Regions from separate parts of the Homo sapiens genome. Here regions 2, 3 and 4 are each linked to region 1. The links are chromatin contacts, found by Hi-C or POLR2A ChIA-PET in ENCODE. All regions are on one chromosome and are shown on one strand. The core of a region is the stretch at or near the end of the contact, and the rest is flanking DNA. Distances in the headings are between cores, read along the strand shown. Region 1 has its middle 66 kb from the start of ZNF148. Region 2 overlaps HEG1 (heart development protein with EGF like domains 1). Region 3 overlaps SLC12A8 (solute carrier family 12 member 8). Region 4 overlaps SLC12A8 (solute carrier family 12 member 8).

Evidence for each region. Hi-C counts contacts between places; a loop is a spot of excess contacts on that map. ChIA-PET counts read pairs that join two places held with the same protein, here RNA polymerase II (POLR2A). Pooled maps may share reads with other maps.
Region 2: a loop to region 1 is called in a map of right lobe of liver, with 2.7 times the contacts of the local background. The contact joins two enhancer-like sites. A Hi-C loop is called at or near these places in 4 of 168 maps with a recorded cell type or tissue (GM20431, left ventricle myocardium superior, ovary and 1 more) and 3 of 50 pooled maps. POLR2A ChIA-PET finds 5 or more read pairs at or near these places in 5 of 52 experiments (HepG2, PC-3, T-cell and 2 more).
Region 3: a loop to region 1 is called in a map of PC-9, with 3 times the contacts of the local background. The contact joins two enhancer-like sites. A Hi-C loop is called at or near these places in 1 of 168 maps with a recorded cell type or tissue (PC-9) and 2 of 50 pooled maps. POLR2A ChIA-PET finds 5 or more read pairs at or near these places in 3 of 52 experiments (BJ, activated T-cell and activated naive CD4-positive, alpha-beta T cell).
Region 4: a map with no recorded cell type shows a loop between it and region 1 (2.7-fold over the local background). The contact joins two enhancer-like sites. A Hi-C loop is called at or near these places in 2 of 37 single-sample maps with no recorded cell type and 2 of 50 pooled maps. POLR2A ChIA-PET finds 5 or more read pairs at or near these places in 2 of 52 experiments (BJ and Panc1).

The regions. Positions count from the first base shown.
Region 1 is chr3:125,439,500-125,442,199 of GRCh38, reverse strand. No RefSeq gene overlaps it. Among named protein-coding and RNA genes, the nearest start is that of ZNF148, 66 kb to the right of the region's middle. Within about 2 kb of position 1,424, at least 3 of the 41 ENCODE cell types and tissues checked have a DNase peak (open chromatin) inside an H3K27ac peak, as active enhancers do.
Region 2 is chr3:125,017,975-125,020,674 of GRCh38, reverse strand. HEG1 (heart development protein with EGF like domains 1) reads left to right here. Exons shown (of 17, transcript NM_020733.2): 5 at 1,078-1,413. Among named protein-coding and RNA genes, the nearest start is that of HEG1, 37 kb to the left of the region's middle. Within about 2 kb of position 1,339, at least 2 of the 41 ENCODE cell types and tissues checked have a DNase peak (open chromatin) inside an H3K27ac peak, as active enhancers do.
Region 3 is chr3:125,127,959-125,130,658 of GRCh38, reverse strand. All of the region lies in intron 6 of SLC12A8 (solute carrier family 12 member 8), which reads left to right. Among named protein-coding and RNA genes, the nearest start is that of MIR5092, 22 kb to the left of the region's middle. Within about 2 kb of position 1,423, at least 13 of the 41 ENCODE cell types and tissues checked have a DNase peak (open chromatin) inside an H3K27ac peak, as active enhancers do.
Region 4 is chr3:125,106,940-125,109,639 of GRCh38, reverse strand. SLC12A8 (solute carrier family 12 member 8) reads left to right here. Exons shown (of 14, transcript NM_024628.6): 10 at 1,514-2,159. Among named protein-coding and RNA genes, the nearest start is that of MIR5092, 43 kb to the left of the region's middle. RefSeq lists enhancers at 473-642, 663-742, 1,323-1,392, 1,403-1,452, 1,227-1,727 and 1 more. Within about 2 kb of position 1,404, at least 5 of the 41 ENCODE cell types and tissues checked have a DNase peak (open chromatin) inside an H3K27ac peak, as active enhancers do.

The DNA of each region.
Region 1 (2,700 bases), core at 175-2,674:
GATTTCCAGTTTGGGGCTATCACAGATGATGGCCAGGTATGGTGGCTCATGCCTATAATCCCAGCACTTTGGGAGGCTAAGGTAGGAGGATTGCTCGAGCCCAGGAGTTTGTGACCAGTCTGGGCAACATAGTAGGACACCATCTCTATAAAAAAAATTTAAAAATTAGCCAGGCTGGGTGGTATGCTCCTGTAGTCTCAGCTATTTGGGAGATTACTTACCCTAAAATAAGACATAAAACTTTATTTTAAAGCATTCCCATGAAATTTAACCTACAGATATGCTCTCATTCGAGCACTGAGATACTCACTGCATCATCATTTGGGTGTTTTGGGTTGGTTGGTTGGTTGGTTGTTTTTTGAGACAGGGTCTCCCTCTGTCACCAGGCTGGAGTGCAGTGGTGCAATTTTGGCTCACTGCAGCCTCTGCCTCCTGGCCTCAAACGATCCTCCCACCTCAGCCTCCCTAGGAGCTGGGACTACAGGCACGCACCACCAAACCCAGATAATTTTTTTATTTTTAGTAGATACAGGGTCTTGCCACATTACCCAGGCTGGTCTTGAATTCCTGGGCTCAAGCTATCCTCCTGCCTCAGCCTCCCAAAGTGCTGGGACTACAGGTGTGAGCCACTGCACGCAGCTCCCTTGCGAAGTCTAATTCCTAGTCATGGCTCAGCAGTGGCTCAAGGATGCCCACCTCTGTTTCTTTCCACCTTGCAACAGCCCCAGAAAAGCAACAAAAGGGACAATATCCTCCAATTACGAACTTCCTGAAGCTGGCTGAGGCAGAGGACCCCTTGAGTCCAGGAGTTTGAGACCAACCAGGGCAACATAGGGAGACCCTGTCCCCCACCTCAAAAAAACTAAGTCGACTTTTGAAATAGACCCAATTCTTTAAATAAGATCCCAGAATCTTCAGCTAGAAATAAGCTTAGAGATGATTTCCTGTTATTTTAAAAAGGAAGAAACTGAGGACCAGAGAGGGGAAGTGACTTGCTCTTGGCCACACAGCCAGTCCGTCCAGGTTTCTGCTTTCCAGACAAGACTCCTTCTTTATGGCTTCTCTCTCCATAGCTGCTGAGCTAATGGGCCTGTGTGGCTTGCCCAAATCTCTCTGGCTCTCACATCTCCCTGCCTGCTCAGTAGTCAGGAAGGAGAGACTGAAAGGAGGGTAAAGTGAGGCCCCACACCAGGTGAGAGGGTACCCTGAGAGTGGTTCTTGGGGAGGACACAGGAAGGCACTTAGCTAAAATGAAGGTTTGGGCTAAACACTGCATTTCACTTACTCAGAGACTTTGGACAGGTAGTGTTCCAAACCCCTCTAGAGTTCTTTCCTAGACCTGAGCTCACGTGTGTGACAGCTTGGCATGGTGAGCAGGAAGCCAGTGATAGCTGTGTTAACATTGCCTGAGCCCCAGAGAAACTATGTGTGAGCCTGGGCGGGGCAAGGGCTGGGAGTCCATGTTGCTTGAGCCAGCCTGCAGGGAGGCCCTCCAGGCTTTTTAGGAGTAGTAGAGGATGGGGAGGGGGCTTCCTTAGGAGGTGGTGGGGCCTCAGGGGTCCTGCATCCTGCCCACCTGCAGGGAGCTCCCCAATCCTGCCTGACATTGGAGCTCTGGGCAGCTCCTTTTCGGGCCCAGCTCATGTTCCTTTCTGGGGGACATGCCCTGGCTGGATGGTAACTGAAGACCCCCATCTCCTGTTAGAGATGGAAACTGACCGATAGCTTTTAGTGGGGCCCCTGCAGATGCATGTCAGGGCCCCTGCCTGGAAGCAAGAGGTGAATTCTGGGAAGGGATTTGCAGTTCCCTAAACTCACTTCTGTTTGCCTAGGGGCCCTCAGACCTGCTGTATGCCCTGCCTGAGATAGCTCAGCCTCCAGCCCCACCTCCTTTAGCTGGATAACTTATCTTCACAAACTCAGCCCAGTCATAACCTTCTCTGGGAGATCGTCCCTGAGCCTCTGACTCCCAAAACTCCCTGTACTTCCCCTTAGAATTTAGCCCCACATACTGAAATAGTTGATTTGCGTTTATGTGTGTGTGTGTGTGTGTGTGTGTGTGTGTGTGTGTAGTTAAGTTTTATAAATCTTCTATCTGTCTTTGTTGTTGTTTTAGAGACAGGGTCTTGCTCAGTCGCCCAGTCTGGAGTGCAGTGGTGTGATCTCGGCTCTCTGCAGCCTCGACCTCCCAGGCTCAAGTGATCTTCCCACCTCAGCTTCTGTAGCTAGGGCTACAGGCTCACACCACCATACCTGGTTCATTTTCTAATTTTTTGTAGAGTTGGAGGTCTCCCTATGTTGCTCAGGCTAGTATGGAACTCCTGGGCTCAAACAATCTGCCCGCCTCAGCCTCACAAAATGCTGGGATTACAGGTTTGAGCCACTGTGCCCAGACATCCCAGATGTGTTTGAAAAGAACATGTATTCTCCAGCTGTAGGGTGCAGTGTACTATGCAGGGCCCTCATATTAAGCTTCTAAATTCTATTGTTCAAATCTTTTCTTCTTTAAATTTTTTTTATTTTTTGAGACTGAGTCTCACTCTGTCACCCAGGCTGGAGTACAGTAGCACAATCTCAGCTCACTGCAACCTCCGCCTCCAGAGTTTAAGCGATTCTCTTGCCTCAGCCTCCTGAGTAGCTGGGATTATAGGTGCCTGCCACCACGACCGGCTACTTTTCATATTTTTAGTAGAGATGGGG
Region 2 (2,700 bases), core at 90-2,589, 420 kb after region 1:
CTATTGCATTTTGATGGTCACTCTTATGAGAACATTGTGAAGTTAGTCAGACAGGTGTCATTCCTCCTGCTTTCTTATAGATGAGAAAACTACGGCTCTGAGTGTTTAAGTAATGGGTGCCTGGCCATTTAGCTCACTCAGTAGAGTTGAGACCTTAGCCTCAGGGTTCTTGGTTCCATCTTCTTTTCACTCTACAGGATGGTCTTCAAGCTGAGAGCCGGCCTACTCTTTATGTTTTATTTTGTTTTGAAGACAATGTCTGGCTCTGTCACCCAGGCTAGAGTGCATTGGCATGATTACGGCTCACTGCAGCCTCAACCTCTCCAGGCTCAGGTGATCTCTCACCTTAGCCTCCAGAGTAGCTGGGACTACAGGTGCATGCCACTCCATCCAGCTAATTTTTCTATTTTTTGTAGAGATGGGGTCTTGCAATGTTGCCCAGGCTGGTCTTGAGCTCTGGCCCTAAGCAATCCTCCTGCCTTGCCCTCCCAAAGTGCTGGGATTACAGGCATGAGCCACTGCACACAGCCTGGCCCACTCTTCAAACTAGCTTCAGTTATTTTGTGTACAGATCATCTTTCTGCATAAATGTGCAGATATAAATATTATTCCCAAATTCGTGGTTTGGCTTAATCCTTATAATTGATTTTTGTTTTTGCTATACTTTGGTATTTAGAATAACCTTTATTCATATGAGAACTGTTTTAGGAAAGTGCTCTGACTGTGCTATATTTATTTGCATTGTATTTGTTGTACATAACCACACACTCACTCTCTCGAACACTTTTTATGGGAAAGAGAATGAAACACTCAAGCCTATAGGTTACTTTGCTACTTGCACATGCTATTTCAAAGGTCCCCTGTTCAACAAGTTATATTTTTTTGTATTACTCTCTTGCTGCCACCCAAGAGTTTTGAAATAATTATTTAGAATATGATAGTGCATAATACATTTAATAAACACTATACCAGGTTCCTTGGCAAAGAATCTTTCCCTAGAGAGGTCTCACTTCTTAGTTGCCAAGGGATCTCTTTCATACCTATGTAATGGCCTTTTTTTCCTATATTACCTTACAGCCTTTGGAGAACATCAGCTTGCCAGCAGCTCTGAGGTGCAAAATGGAAGTCCCATGTCTCAGACTGAGACTGTGTCTAGGTCAGTCGCACCCATGAGAGGTGGAGAGATCACTGCACACTGGCTCTTGACCAACAGCACAACATCTGCAGATGTGACAGGAAGCTCTGCTTCATATCCTGAAGGTGTGAATGCTTCAGTGTTGACCCAGTTCTCAGACTCTACTGTACAGTCTGGAGGAAGTCACACAGCATTGGGAGATAGGAGTTATTCAGAGTCTTCATCTACATCTTCCTCGGAAAGCTTGAATTCATCAGCACCACGTGGAGAACGTTCGAGTGAGTTTTTCCATTTCATGCAACTGTGCCCCATAGAGGAGAGAGGGACTCATGATGCTTATGAAATCTGTGGCGTATTAAAACCACGCATGAGGGCCTAGCGTGGTGGCTCACGCCTGTAATCCCAGCACTTTGGGAGGCCGAGGTGGGTGGATCATCTGAGGTGAGGGGTTCAAGACCTGACTGACCTACATGGTGAAACCCTGTCTCTACTAACAATACAAAAAATTAGCCGGGTGTGATGGCAGGCACCTGTAATCCCAGCTACTTGGGAGGCTGAGGCAGGAGAATCGTTTGAACCCAGGAGGTGGAGGTTGCAGTTAGCTGAGATCGCACCACTGCACTCCAGCCTGGGCGACAAAAGCGAAAGTGTCTCAAAAAAAAAAAAAAAAAAAAAGCATGCATGAATGAAATAACTCCTCAGGCCCCTCCACCTTCCTTCCTTATTTCCCAGGCCCTTCTTCTAGCTGGTTGATACAGATACACCTATATATCCCCCAGTTTTTTCTGGTACATCTCTGAGAAGCTGTTCTTGCCACTTCCTCTTCCCACACACAGCTCAGGGACTTCTCTGTCCACATCCTCTCATTCCCTGTAGCCAACCCATAACTCCATACCTGCCTCAGTCACAGAGCTTCTGGAAGGTGAAAATATCACCTTCTCGTTAGTAGTTGTCGGGGCATTCATCCAAATAAATTCTCTGTTTTTTAAAAACCAGCTTTATTGAGGTATATTTCATATTCCATAGTATTTGCCCATTTAAAGCACACAATTCAGTGATTTTTAGTGTAGTCACAAAGCTGTGCAGCATCACCACTGTCTAATTCCAGAGCATTTCCATCACCCCACAAAGAAACTCCAAACTCATCAGCAGTCAACTCCCATTCTCCCCTCCTCCCAGCCCCTGGCAATCACTCCTGTGCTTTCTGTCTCTGTAGATTTGTCCATTTTAGACATTTCCTATAAATGAAATCATACAATATGTGGTCCTTTGTGTCTTTCCCTTAGTGTCATGTTTTCAAGGTTCATCCACGTTGTATCACAACTTCGTTCCTTTTCGTGGCTTAATAATATGCCGTAGCAGGGATATACCACACTTTGTTTATCAATTGTCATCAATTGATGGATGTTTGGGTTGTTCCCACCTTTTGGCTATTATGAATAATGCTGTGGTGAACATTCAGGTACAAGTGTATATGTGGTCGTAAATTTTCAATTTATTTTTTTTTTTTTGAGATGGAGTCTCTCTCTGTTGCCCAGGCTAGAGTGCAGTGGCACCATCCCGGC
Region 3 (2,700 bases), core at 174-2,673, 310 kb after region 1:
AACTCCCAAGCTTTTGTCTTTTTAATCCGTATTTCTTTTTCTTTTTCTTTTTCTTTTTCTTTTTTTTAAGACAGGGTCTCGCTCTGTCACCCAGGCTGGAGTGCAGTGGTGTGATCTCAGCTCACTACAACCTCTGCCTCTCTGGTTGAAGAGATTCTCGTGCTTCAGCTTCCTGAGTAGCTGGGATTACAACAGCATGCCACTATGCCTGGCTAATTTTTGTATTTTTAGTAGAGATGGAGTTTTGCCATGTTGTCCAGGGTGGTCTCGAACTCTTGACCTCAAGTGATCCACCCGCCTCGACCTCCCACCTCCAAAAGTGCTGGGATTAGAGGCATGAGCCACCATGCCTGGCCTATATTCACTTTTGATAATGATACTAAAAGCCTCACAGACACTGGACATTCTGGCTCAGAGATGGAGTGTCGTTGTCCTTCCGCTGAAAAAGCTATAGCTACCTAAGACGATGAGTCAAGATTTATTTTCTGTGATTTAAATTATGAGTATTATTTTGAAAGCTTTCAAATGTAAAATGATAATAGCGCATAGATTGTAACTACACAGGCCTCTCTGCCCCACCCCTCTTAGGGGACCTGCTTTCCTGTCCCTCTCACTCTCATTGGCCCAACTGAGGTGAAGAATCATTGATCTGATCCTTTATTTTACCAGCTGGGGAGGAGGGGTGCAGAGGAGCTTATGAAGGACCCGACAGAGGTCACGAAGCTGATTAGTGGCCAGAGTTGGGCCGTCACCCTGCTGTGGAGAGCTGCCCTCCGTGTCTCTGTCTCTGTTTTTCAGGGCCCCAATTGTAAACACAATAGGCAGGACGAATGGTTTGTATGACTTGCTGTCTCCTGGCAGATGTTCGGTTAAGCTATGAAAAGCATGGATGATTGGCAGTTTCCATGGTGATAGATTTGCTAAGGATTAGCTCCGAGTGAGTCATGGCTGGGGTTCCCTCCAACACCATCCTCTTCTGGAACAAGAGAACCTCCAGACTGTGGCGAGGAGAGAGTTTTGATGAACAAACCCTTCTGTCCCCAGCCCCCCATCCTCCTGACAGAGATATGATGGTTAAGTTACTTCAGATATTTTATCCCAAGGGCAGGCAGCTTCCTGGGAAGAGCGGCTGGAGATTCGGTCTGGTGCTCCTCTGGATTTAGGAAGCTGTCCCCCTGCCCCCTCACTGCACTCTTCTCCATTACACCCTGTGCTGGTGGCTGCAGGGGTGGAGTGGGGGGAGCTTGGAGTGGATGCTGTACTTGCTTTGCTTCTTAAAGTGCATTCCTTCTCAAAGTGCATTCCTTCTCCAAGCTCCACTACCAAACTTTCCCTGAGAAGCAGACATCTCCTCTCCAGGGTTTCACACATACCATGTGGATGCAGCCACTCCAGGGATCCAGGAACACGATTCACAGAGGAACTAGGAAATGGAAATTCACTGAAAAGAATATCAGTCATGTGAAGTCCTGTAACCCTTGTTCCCAGATTCTAAACTCTTACTGGAAGGGATAAGGGCCTCTTTGGCCACAGCCAACACATGGGCCTGTGGTTGACCACACCCAGCACGAAAAAATGTGGTAGGAAACCTACAGCCTTTACTGAAATGTCCACAGTCACCTTCCTTTTCAAGAACCCAGCTATTTCTGTGATGCCCTTTGACCTCCCTGGGCCTGACTCCTCTCTCCTGCTCATGTACACACCCTGGGAAGCTCTGGGAATTTGCTGGGCCCTCCAATTGGCTGGCTGTCTCCAGGCCCCTCAGCCCGGCTGTTAGTGCTCACCCCTCCTCTGGCCTACTTCCCCCATTCCCCCCTCCTAGGCGTCCCCTGGGTCTCCTCACAAGTTATGTGTCTTGTGAGTGAGAGGACAAGAACCTGCTGGATCAGAATGGGGTTCCCATGTTTAAGGACTAGAGAGCCCCAAGTAGGGACAGTCTGAAGATGGGGGCTCACTCCACTCCCTTCATTCTGATGGACTTATGGGCAGAAACAGGAGACAAGAAGGAAGCTTTGGCTGGGTGCAGTGGCTCAAGCCTGTAGTCCCAGCTACTCGGGAGGCTGAGGCAGGAAAATTGCTTGAACCTGGGAGGCAGAGGTTGCGGTGAGCCAAGATTGCATCACTGCACTCCAGCCTGGGTGTCAGAGTGAGACCCTGTCTTAAAAAAAAAAAAAAAAAAGGCCGGGCGCGGTGGCTCACGCCTGTAATCCCAGCACTTTGGGAGGCCGAGGCGGGCGGATCACGAGGTCAGGAGATCGAGACCATCCCGGCTAAAACGGTGAAACCCCGTCTCTACTAAAAATACAAAAAATTAGCCGGGCGTAGTGGCGGGCGCCTGTAGTCCCAGCTACTTGGGAGGCTGAGGCAGGAGAATGGCGTGAACCCGGGAGGCGGAGCTTGCAGTGAGCCGAGATCCCGCCACTGCACTCCAGCCTGGGCGACAGAGCGAGACTCCGTCTCAAAAAAAAAAAAAAATAAAAATAAGCTTAGGCCGGGCACGGTGGCTCATGCCTGTAATCCCAGCACTTTGGGAGGTTGGCGGGCAGATCACGAGGTCAAGAGATCAAGACCATCCTGGCCAACATGGTGAAACCCTGTCTCTACTAAAAATACAAAAATTAGCCAAGCATGGTACATGCCTGTAGTCCCAGCTACTCTGGAGGCTGAGGCAGGAGAATCACTTGAGCCCGGGAGGTGGAG
Region 4 (2,700 bases), core at 155-2,654, 330 kb after region 1:
ATAGACATTCCTAAAGTCCAGGGGAGGACCAAAGAGACATAAACAGAGAATCCCATTTCCCACTAATATGGTTTGCAAGCTAGAGTTCATTTTTGTCTTGTTGGGGTACCCCAGAGGGCCTCCCCAGCCGCTTCCAATTTTCAGCCTCTCTCTGGTTTAGGGAACACATCGTTGCAACTTATCCTTGATTTCTTCCTTTATCTTCCTCCAAAAATGCAGTTTGGTTTTGGACATAGTCCGTTTGAGATCCTATTAGACGTTCACTGGAAATGTTGAGTAGGCAGTTGGATATGTAAACCTGGGTTTCAGGGGAATGTTTTAGGCTGGAGATTCAAATTTGGAAGTTGTCAGTATAATGCCGGTATTCAAAGCCGTGAGCCTAGTTGAGCTCACCAAGGGAGGGAGTACAGATAGAGATCTGAGGATGGAGCCTGGGGCTGCTTTAAATGTGGAGTTCAGAGACGTGAAAAGCCAGCCACAGAAACCAAGAAGGAGCAGCCAGTGAAGAGGGAGGCCAATCAGGAGAAGTAAGGTGAAGAAAGTGTTTCGAAGAGGACTGAGTAGCCAGCTGGGTTAAAGAAGACAGGGACTGAGAAGTGACTGTTGCTTTTGGCCCAAGAACTATGTCAGTGACTGTGATGAAGAGCTCCCAGGAGAGGCAGCTAGCACCTTTTTTCCACTCCTGTCCACCTGAAGGTCACCATACCCACCTCCATTAATAACAGGTGTGTGTAATGTGTGTGTGTGAGTATTTGCGGATACTCAGTGTCAGAATTAGTGTCAGAATTCCCCTCCTCCAGCCACCAGTGATTCTGCTGTGTCTTCCGCAATCTGCCTCTCCCTGGGAAGAATCAACTTTGCATTTCTTTGATTTTCTATGCTGGTATTAAAACCCAATGAAAGACAAAAGGAGGAAATATTTGGGAAGTCAAAGTTCTATAATAATGCCCCATGTTCATAGTTATTCCTATGGCTGGGCACAGTGGCTCATGCCTGTAATCCTAACACTCTGGTAGGCCAAGGTGGGCAGATTGCTTGAGGCCAGGAGTTTGTGACTGGCCTGGGCAACATAGCAAAACCACGTCTCTACAAGAAATACAAAAATTAGCCATGCATGGTGGTGTGCACCTGTAGTCCCAGCTATTCAGGATGCTGAGGTGGGAGGATGGCTTAAGCCCAAGAGGCGGAGGTTGCAATGAGCTGAGATCACATCACTGCAGTCCAGCCTGGGCAACAGAGCCAGACCCGGTCTCAAAAAAAGAAAAAAAAAAAAAAGTTGCTAATGCAACTAATATCTGTGGAGCTTACTGCATGTCAGTCTGTGTGAAGCATTTCGCATGCATGAACTAATCCCATGAGTAGGATATTATTATCTCAAGTTTATAGATGAATAATCACATGGGGAGAAGTGGCTGAGTCATTATGAGTTGTGTTTCTAGCCTGTAACTTCTGAAATCTCTGAAGCGTTCTATCTGAAATTTTATGGTCCTGCATGTTATTTTTGTTCCTGCAGAAGGGGCCAAACAAAACACCCGTGGCTGCCATCTGCCTGACCAGCTTGGTGACCATGGCCTTTGTTTTTGTGGGTCAAGTGAACGTTCTGGCCCCCATCGTCACCATCAACTTCATGCTGACATACGTTGCAGTGGACTACTCTTACTTCTCCCTGTCCATGTGTTCCTGCAGCCTGACCCCGGTGCCTGAGCCGGTGCTCAGGGAGGGCGCAGAAGGCCTCCACTGCTCTGAGCACCTGCTCTTAGAGAAAGCTCCCAGTTACGGCTCTGAGGGACCTGCCCAAAGAGTCTTGGAGGGCACGCTACTGGAATTCACCAAGGACATGGATCAGCTCCTCCAGCTAACCAGGAAGCTTGAGAGTAGCCAGCCCAGGCAAGGAGAGGGTAACAGGACCCCAGAAAGTCAGAAGAGGAAAAGCAAGAAGGCCACCAAGCAGACCCTACAAGATAGCTTCCTCTTGGACCTCAAATCCCCTCCTTCTTTCCCTGTCGAGATCTCTGACAGGTTGCCCGCTGCCTCCTGGGAGGGGCAGGAGTCCTGCTGGAACAAGCAGACTTCCAAGAGCGAAGGGACTCAGCCTGAGGGAACATATGGAGAGCAACTTGTTCCTGAGCTGTGCAACCAATCAGAGTCCAGTGGAGAAGGTGAGTGCTCTGGTATCACACTGGGGCCTCTTATTTGGGGATGACCACTGATTATCCTACCTACCCAGTTATTGTGAACCAGTTATAACTGGGTTTAAAATCCTTGTTAATTTTGTGCAATATTTGTTTTAAAACATTATATTCAGGTATCAGCTGAATTATTTGTAATTATACTCTGTTATAGATAGTTAATTTTAAACAGAAATTTCTATCTACTCCTGTATGTTAGACCTGAGAGCCACAGCTAGTAATTGGGTATCAATCTCTTTTCACTCAAAAATGAACAGAAGTATAAAGCCTCAATGTGAGTAAAATCAATCTCTCCTTACAAGAGAAGTGGAAATGTGTTGTGATAAACTACCTGTTAAGGATGCAATATGTTTTCTTTGTGGAAGATGAACCTCCCAAACCAGGCAAGAGGGGATGGACAGAAGGTGGCTCAAGCTTTGTTTTCTCAAATCTATAAACACAGAGATACACAGAGACACTCACAGAGAGGCTTATAGAGCATGAGAAATTCTGAAAATGAGAACTCGTATTT